Regions from separate parts of the Homo sapiens genome. Here all the other regions are linked to region 1. Evidence: read pairs that join two places in POLR2A ChIA-PET (ENCODE). Cell type or tissue: PC-9. All regions are shown on one strand.

Evidence for each region. Peaks named below come from ENCODE experiments on the same cell type or tissue, not always from the same donor. Only the 100,000 strongest peaks of a DNase experiment are listed, where the experiment ranks them.
Region 2: POLR2A ChIA-PET joins it to region 1 with 11 read pairs; 5 of 35 experiments call an interaction of 5 or more read pairs at or near these places.
Region 3: POLR2A ChIA-PET joins it to region 1 with 20 read pairs; 3 of 35 experiments call an interaction of 5 or more read pairs at or near these places.

The regions. Positions count from the first base shown.
Region 1 is chr6:18,307,328-18,309,827 of GRCh38, reverse strand. No RefSeq gene overlaps it. Among named protein-coding and RNA genes, the nearest start is that of DEK, 44 kb to the right of the region's middle. In PC-9, no CTCF peak of the experiment used is centred here; DNase peaks (open chromatin) are centred at 1,297 and 1,727; H3K27ac peaks cover 796 bases.
Region 2 is chr6:18,370,055-18,372,554 of GRCh38, reverse strand. No RefSeq gene overlaps it. Among named protein-coding and RNA genes, the nearest start is that of RNF144B, 16 kb to the left of the region's middle. In PC-9, no CTCF peak of the experiment used is centred here; no DNase peak of the experiment used is centred here.
Region 3 is chr6:17,871,559-17,874,058 of GRCh38, reverse strand. KIF13A (kinesin family member 13A) reads left to right here. Exons shown (of 39, transcript NM_022113.6): 4 at 622-682. Among named protein-coding and RNA genes, the nearest start is that of KIF13A, 110 kb to the left of the region's middle. In PC-9, no CTCF peak of the experiment used is centred here; no DNase peak of the experiment used is centred here.

The sequences.
Region 1 (2,500 bases):
AGAGTGCTGGGATTACAGGCATGTGCCACCACATCTGGCCTGATGATTTTATAACTGTTAACCAACCGCTCTCCCTCTTCCCCACTCCCCTTCCCAGCCTCTATTAATGACTATTCTACCCTCTACTTCTATGAGATCAACTTTTTAACCTTCCATATATAAGTAAAAACATGCAGTGTTTGTCTTTCTGTGCCTGGCTTATTTCACTCATAATGTCCTCCAGGCTTATCCATGTTGCCATGAATTATAGGATTTTGTTCTTTTTTATGGCTGAATAGTATTCCATTGTGTGTATATACACCACATTTTATTTATCCATTCATCTGGTGATGGACACTTAGGTTGATTCCATATCTTGGCTACTGTGAATAGTGCTGCCATAAACATGGGGATACAGGTATTTCGAGATCAGATTTTTTAATGTGGTTAAGGAAGAACTTTGTCCAATACTGGAAGTTGATCGGAATGAGGGTAAGGGTTTCTGAGCAGGAGAGAAACTTAAAGAACAAATATAATGAAGAAAAGAGATGCCCCAGGGGCAGTGGTTCACACCTGTAATTCCAGAACTTTGGGAGACTAAGTTGGAAGGATTGCATAAGTCCAGGAATTCAAGACCAGTCTGGACAACATAGTGAGACACCATCTCTACAAAAACAAATTACCCAAGCGTGGTGGCATGCAACTGTAGTCTCAACTACTTGGGAGGCTGAGGCAGAAGGATTGCTTGAGCCCAAGGGGTCAAGGCTGCAGTGAGCCGTGATCGCAACACCACTGCATTGCAGCCCAGGTGACAGAGCAAGACTATATCAGAAAGAAAGAGAAAGAAAAGAGGTGCGGGGAGGGGAGGGGAGGGAAGAAGGAAGGAAGGAAGGAAGGAAAGAAGGAAGGAAGGGAAGAGAGAGAGAGGAAGGAAGGAAGGAAAGAAGGAGGGAGGGAGGGAAGGAAGGAAAAAAGAGAGAAGGAGAGAGAGAGGAAGGAAGGAAAGAAGCAGGGAGGGAGGGAGGGAAGAAAGAGAAGGAGAGAGGAAGGAAGGAAGGAGGGAGGGAAGGAAGGAAGGGAGGGAGGAAGGGAGGAAGGAAGGAAGGAAGAAAGGAAGAAAGAAAGAGAGAAAGATGCAAACTTTACCAAGTTTGTGATTTGGGCCGATCCAACACCATTATGGCATCTACCATCATGAGGAAATGCGCTCTAAAACTGGTTTTCTTATTTTAAGTGCAAGTTACCACAGCACAATTTCACCACAGCAAAAGAATGTAGATGGTCTCATGGATTCATTATTAAAATATTTGAAGTATATACAAATTGGATTCTTTGAATTATTTTTTCCAGCTCATTTGAGGTTTAGAATTTCAAATCCAATGTCAAAAATATTCTCAGTGACAAAAAAAAAAAAAAAAAATGTCCTTCTCAGTTGCTTTGCAGGATGTGGAAGAGATTACTGCTTCAGAGGAAATATATTTTGGAATGCATTGCATCCTGATGCTACAATTAGTTCTATTCTTGTTCTGAAAATGGAAAGGGGTCAGGGGCTCTGCATAACTGACACTTAGCAGCAGCGGCAGATGCAAGCTGGCAGCCAGCATTCAGCCAGGAGAAGTGGCTTGCTTTTCCCATCTGAGCCCAACATAGACAAGTTAACAGAACACTTACACAAGAATTATTGTTTCCTTGTTCTTTTATTTGCTTTTATTTTGATGAGCTCAAACACTTTTCCCCAAACATCAGACCTATTATTAGCAACATTCCCTTAGGGTGCGCTAGGTACAGTTACTTAAACATGTTGTAAAACCTCCCAGGCCAGGTGTGGTGGGTCACGCCTGTAATCCCAACACTTTGGGAGGCTAAAGGGGGCAGATCATGAGGTCAGGAGATCGAGACCATCCTGGCCAACATGGTGAAACCCCGTCTCTACTAAAATACAAAAAATTAGCCAGGCATGGTGGTGCACGCCTATAGTCCCAGCTACTCAGGAGGCTGAGGCAGAGGAATCACTTGAACCTGGGAGGCAGAGGTTGCAGTGAGCCGAGATCACACCACTGCACTCCAGTCTGGTGACAGAGCGAGACTCTATCTCAAAAAAAAACAAAACAAACAAACAAACAAAACTCCCAAATGTGAATGAAAAATACCTGCACTTACCTCAGATGTAGAGTACTATAAGAATATAGTTGATTCCCTTTGTGAGTAGTTGCTGAGCTAAGAGAAATCTTATGGGTCTATTAACTAAAAGCCCAGAATAATATAATTATTAGGATTTTCTTAATATTATTCACTGAACCTGAATAATAGTCTGAAAAATGAATATAACAAATCAAGCAAACAACATTACTAGCTTTCAGAAGGCTAAAAATAAATGTCTAAAGTAGCAAGTGTTCTGCTGAAAATAATCATGCAAAATGCACATATCTCGCATACCATCAAATCGGACCATTTTTCAGGGCATCCTCCATTATTGCATTCCACCCCATTCACACTCCTTGGCAATTAAGACACCCAAGTT
Region 2 (2,500 bases), 63 kb before region 1:
TCCATTAATTCTCACTTGTAACTTTATCATCCCTTCTTCCTACCTTGTGTGTATGTTGTTTGTTTTGTTTATGAGGTGTTGGAGGCAGGTACGTGTTTTGCTGTCCTCTTCTTCATGAATAATAAAGATATTTACTGGTATAAATTTTTTTCTAAGTAAAGTTTTGAGTATATGCTATGCCTTAAAGATTTGGGTATAAAGTATACTTTGTTATTCCTCTCCAAAGAACCTTTTGCTTCTCTTATATTTTCTCTTTGATCAAAGGTTTATCTGGGAGAGTGTTTCTTAGTTTTCAAGTAGTTATTTTCTGGTCATATGTTTAGTATTGGTTTCTAATTTAATTGGATTGTGGTGAAGAAATGTGATCTACAAAACCTCTACTTTTATATTTGTTATAGTTTTACTTTATTTTGGCCAAGTAGGTTAATAAGTCTATTTTTCTAGTTATTGGGGTTTGGAAAATTACACATATCCAAAGAAATACTCCCTGAAAAGCCTCATGGTGATGTGGCCAGGCAACCTGCCCTGCCCCCTAAACATTAAATCACAGTAACAATTGCCCCTGTTTCATTGTCCCATTGCAAAATGCATTCTAACTTACAAATCTGGAGCCATTATACCGCTAAGTAGAAAACAAGGCAATTAATTATTTTTAATAGTCAGATGATTATTTTTAATAGCCTGATGATTGTATCACCTTGGAATTTAATCAAGACAAACCAAAGGCATGCAATACTCCTGAGTTATGCCCAGCAATAACTTGGTTTAAGTTTTCATTTTCCAACCTGGCATCTCAATTCCTACTCAGTATTAGTAGCTCAGGCAAACCTGCTGCCCAACCATAAATCCAAAAGAAAACTATCTGTCTCATATATCAGGAAGGCCTCCGCATGATTCATTGAACCCTTGAGGTGAAAGAGATCAGAACTAATTCTTTTTTTTCTCAGCTCACTGCAACCTCTGCCTCTCGGGTTCAAGCGATTCTCCTGCCTCAGCCTCCTGAGAAGCTGGGATTACAGGTGTCTGCCACCATGCCTGGCTAATTTTTTGTAATTTTAGTAGAGACAGGGTTTCACCATGTTGGCCAGGCTGGTCTCAAACTCCTGACCTCAGCTGATCCACCCACCTTGGCCTCCCAAAGTGCTGGGATTACAGGCATGGGCCACCGTGCCTTGCCAGAACTATTTCAAATACAAGAAATCCTGAAATATTTAGTCCCACTGAGGCTTGACGATTCTGTACTCAGATCAGCCTTGGTGATACAGGACTCGTACAATGAACACACTTGAGAGCGGAAATCTTGTTTAAAATCACCAAGGAAATTCCAAACTTCTACAAAAGAATTAGCGGATATTTTAGCAAGGGTACACTTGGAGACAGGATGTTATTTCTTCTGAAAGTTCATAATGATAAAGTGGAAGCTTCCTCAGCTCTCTGGGAGTTTGAGAAAAAAAACATATTATATTACTGAATACCTATTGTATGCCAGGCATGGTACTTGGTACTAAGCATTCTACATACATTATTTCTTTTAATCTTTACAAAAGTAGTCATTATAAAAAAAAAAAAAAAAGCTTATCTACTTATAAGCTGATAAGTATCACATTTTTAAATGGTTAGTAACTGATACAACAGGAAAGCCTCACTGAGGCATAGTATTGGCTATAAAGTTGTCCCACAAAATGGGACATTCACTATTTAACCATTTAGGGTTAAATTGAGACTCCAGTATTTTCACCTCTATGTCAGGAAGAATTACCTTAAAATGTCTAGGGTTTCAGTCTGTGATTTCAGCAAACATTTGTTTCAAACACAAACTGTTATACCCACCCATTTACTTTTTTTTTTTTTCTTTATAGAGACAGGAATCTCATTATGTTACCTAGTTTGGTCTCAAACTCCTGGCCTCAAGTGATCCTCCTGCCTTGACCTCCCAAAAGTGCTGAGATTGCAGGTGTGAGCCATCATGCCCAGCCCATTTACTCTGAGGTAATTGTTACATAATGAATTAAATATTCAAGCTCTTCTAATCAAATGAGCTCATGAAAGCTAATCCCACACCTGACTTTTATTTATACTATTGACCTGAGCATCACAGAGGCAATTCTAACTACTAACCTAAATGATTTTTTAATTGGCACAAAGTTCAAATATACAACCTGCCTGTCATTTCAGAGTCATCTTCTTTTCCTCCATCTTCACTTTGCATTTTGGTTTCAGCCATACTAAATATTTCTAAGTACTCTAAATTTCACATTCACAGATTCCTTGGTTCTCCATTTACCAAGGCCATTCTTCCCTACCTTTTCCACCTGACCAATAGCTCTTCATCCCACCCACACACACACACACACAGAAAAACATGTCATTCAAGGTGTATCTTTTCTGGAATCTCCCTCCTACTCACTTTTCCCCACCATATAGTTAGACACCCTGTTCTAGGCTTCCTGTCTTCTGTAATGCTCTTACTTTCATTGCTCTATTCAACAAACACTTCTAA
Region 3 (2,500 bases), 440 kb after region 1:
AAGATATTGTTTTTGTTTTTTGTGTTTTCTCATCAGATGTATTGTGGAAAAAAATATCTCGTTAAAATGTCTGGTTATTTGAATTCTAGATAAATAGTAATTTTCATATACAACTTATTCTAATACAGAAAGCTAACCATATATTTAGTCTAAAAGAAATATCATAGGGCCAGGCGCGATGGCTCACACCTATAATCCCAGTACATTTTGGGAGGCAGAAGAGAGAGGATTACTTGAGGCCAGGAGTTCGAGACCAGCCTGAGCAATAGGGCAAGACCTCCTGTCTGCAACAATTTTTTTTTTAATTGCTCGATATGGTGGCATGCACTGGTGGTCCTAGCTACTCAGGAGGCTGAAGCAGGAGGATCCCTTGAGCCCAGGAGTTTGAGGCTTCAGTGAGCTGTGATAGTTCAACTGCACTCCAGCCTGGATGACCCTGTCCCCCAAAAAAGAGGAAAATAAGAAATTTTATGGTTAACAAAAGCACCAAACCTATAGTGATTTTTTTCAGTCAGACAGTAGTGGCCATCCTTCTCATCTTCACCTGTGATTTATTTTAGTCTGATTTACTCATAAGAAGTTAATTAATCTTTAAGTTTAATATTTTGTTCTTTCATTCAGGTATTTGCCTTTGATTATTGCTTTTGGTCCATGGATGAATCTAACACTACAAAATACGCTGGTAAGTTTTCTCCCTCTACACCTGACAGTTGGGCTTCTGGCCTCTTCTTCCATTGAGTTTATTTTCTTTAATTCCTCTGGAGTTTTACTTTCCCTGTGTAATTCACACCTGTTCTTTCCAATTATACCACATGAGTTTTGAAGTCAATAAGATTTGGTTTCAGAATCTGGGTCTGCCACTTACTTGTAAAATCCTTGAACAGATTTTTATTAAGCTTCAAATTGTTCACCTGACCTCCTTGTGGTATTTTATCCTCATTCCATCCAACACAAATGACTGCTGTTTTATAATTTATGACCATAGGCTTTCCTAGGAGTCAGTCACAATTGCTTTAGTTCCAGAGGGAAGCATTTGGTTTGGTGGAGGAAGTTTTTGGTTCTTTTGCTTCTGATTATGCCCCCTTTTTCTTAGATATTTCATCTTTTTAAAAATTTATTTTTCGTCCGGGCATGGTGGCTCACATCTGTAATCCCAGCACTTTGGGAGGCCGAGGTGGGCGGATCACTTGAGGTCAGGAGTTCAAGACCAGCTTGAATAACATAGCAAAACCCCGTCTCTACTAAACATACAAAACTTATTCAGGTGTGGTGGTGGGCGCCTGTAATCCCAGCTACTTGGGAGGCTGAGGCGGGAGAATGCCTTGAGCCCAGGAGGCAGAGGTTGCAGTGAGCCGAGGTCCCACCACAGCCTAGGTGACCGAGTGAGACTCTGTCTCAAAAAAATAAAAAAAAATTATTTTTCTAACTGGCAAATGAAAGTTGCATATATTTATCATGTACAGTGTGATGTTTTGAAATATGTATATATTATGGAATGGCTAAATTGAGCTAATTAACACATGCTTTACCTCATGAACTTATCCTTTTTTGTGGTAAGAACACTTAAAGTCTACTCAGTTAGCAATTTTCAGGAATACAGTACGTTGTTATTAACTATAGTCACCGTGTTGTACAATAGAGCTCGTGAACTATTTCTTCCTACTGAGTGTTTTCTCCTTATTTCTACTTATAAGAGCATCAGCTGAATGACATTCTCAGTTAGTTAAAAACAAAAAAATGAAGGGAGGATATTGGCCTTAAAAGATTTGGAGGTAAAAGCACATGACTAGTTTAAAGAAAATTAATGTTTTGTTTATTGATAGGTTTTTCCTTGCCATATAAAGCAAACTTGAGAAATTGTTTGATAACATAATTTTTTCAAGAGTTAACAATCTTGGACTAGGAGAATTCCTTCAGTTGCTCACACTGGGTAAATTAGCCTTTCCAAATATCATTCCTACAACTTGAGCAATATATTTTATTAAAGTGAGTAAGTAGTTCATAATGTTGGTTGTAATTAATTTGTCTTTTTATCAGTCCTTTGGGACTTTATGTAATAAGTTCTTCAGAGTCTGGAACAGTCTTGACTTGTTAGCACTCTGTATTTTTGTGCCGGGTGTGTACTTTTAGATTTAAATCAACAACAAAAGTAAAACATTTCCTACAGATGCAGAGACAAATGGGGATAAATGCTATGGTTATACAAACCCGTCATTAACCGTGTTCAATTTATGTTACTCAAGATGCAGCCATATATATCTTCCTGAACTGGAGCTCTTCTCATGCACTTCTCAGATACTTTCCAGGACTCCTCATCACATGCTAGAAAAAATCTATACTCTTTGGACTACATTTGAGGTCCTTTATTATATAACCCCATTCTACCTTCTCCACTGTCTCTTCTGGGACTCCTCTCACCACTCATTCAGTGCCTCAGCCCAGTGTCTGTTGTTGGTTCCTCTCATATAACTCAGGAAGCCAGAAAGTCTCACAATAATTT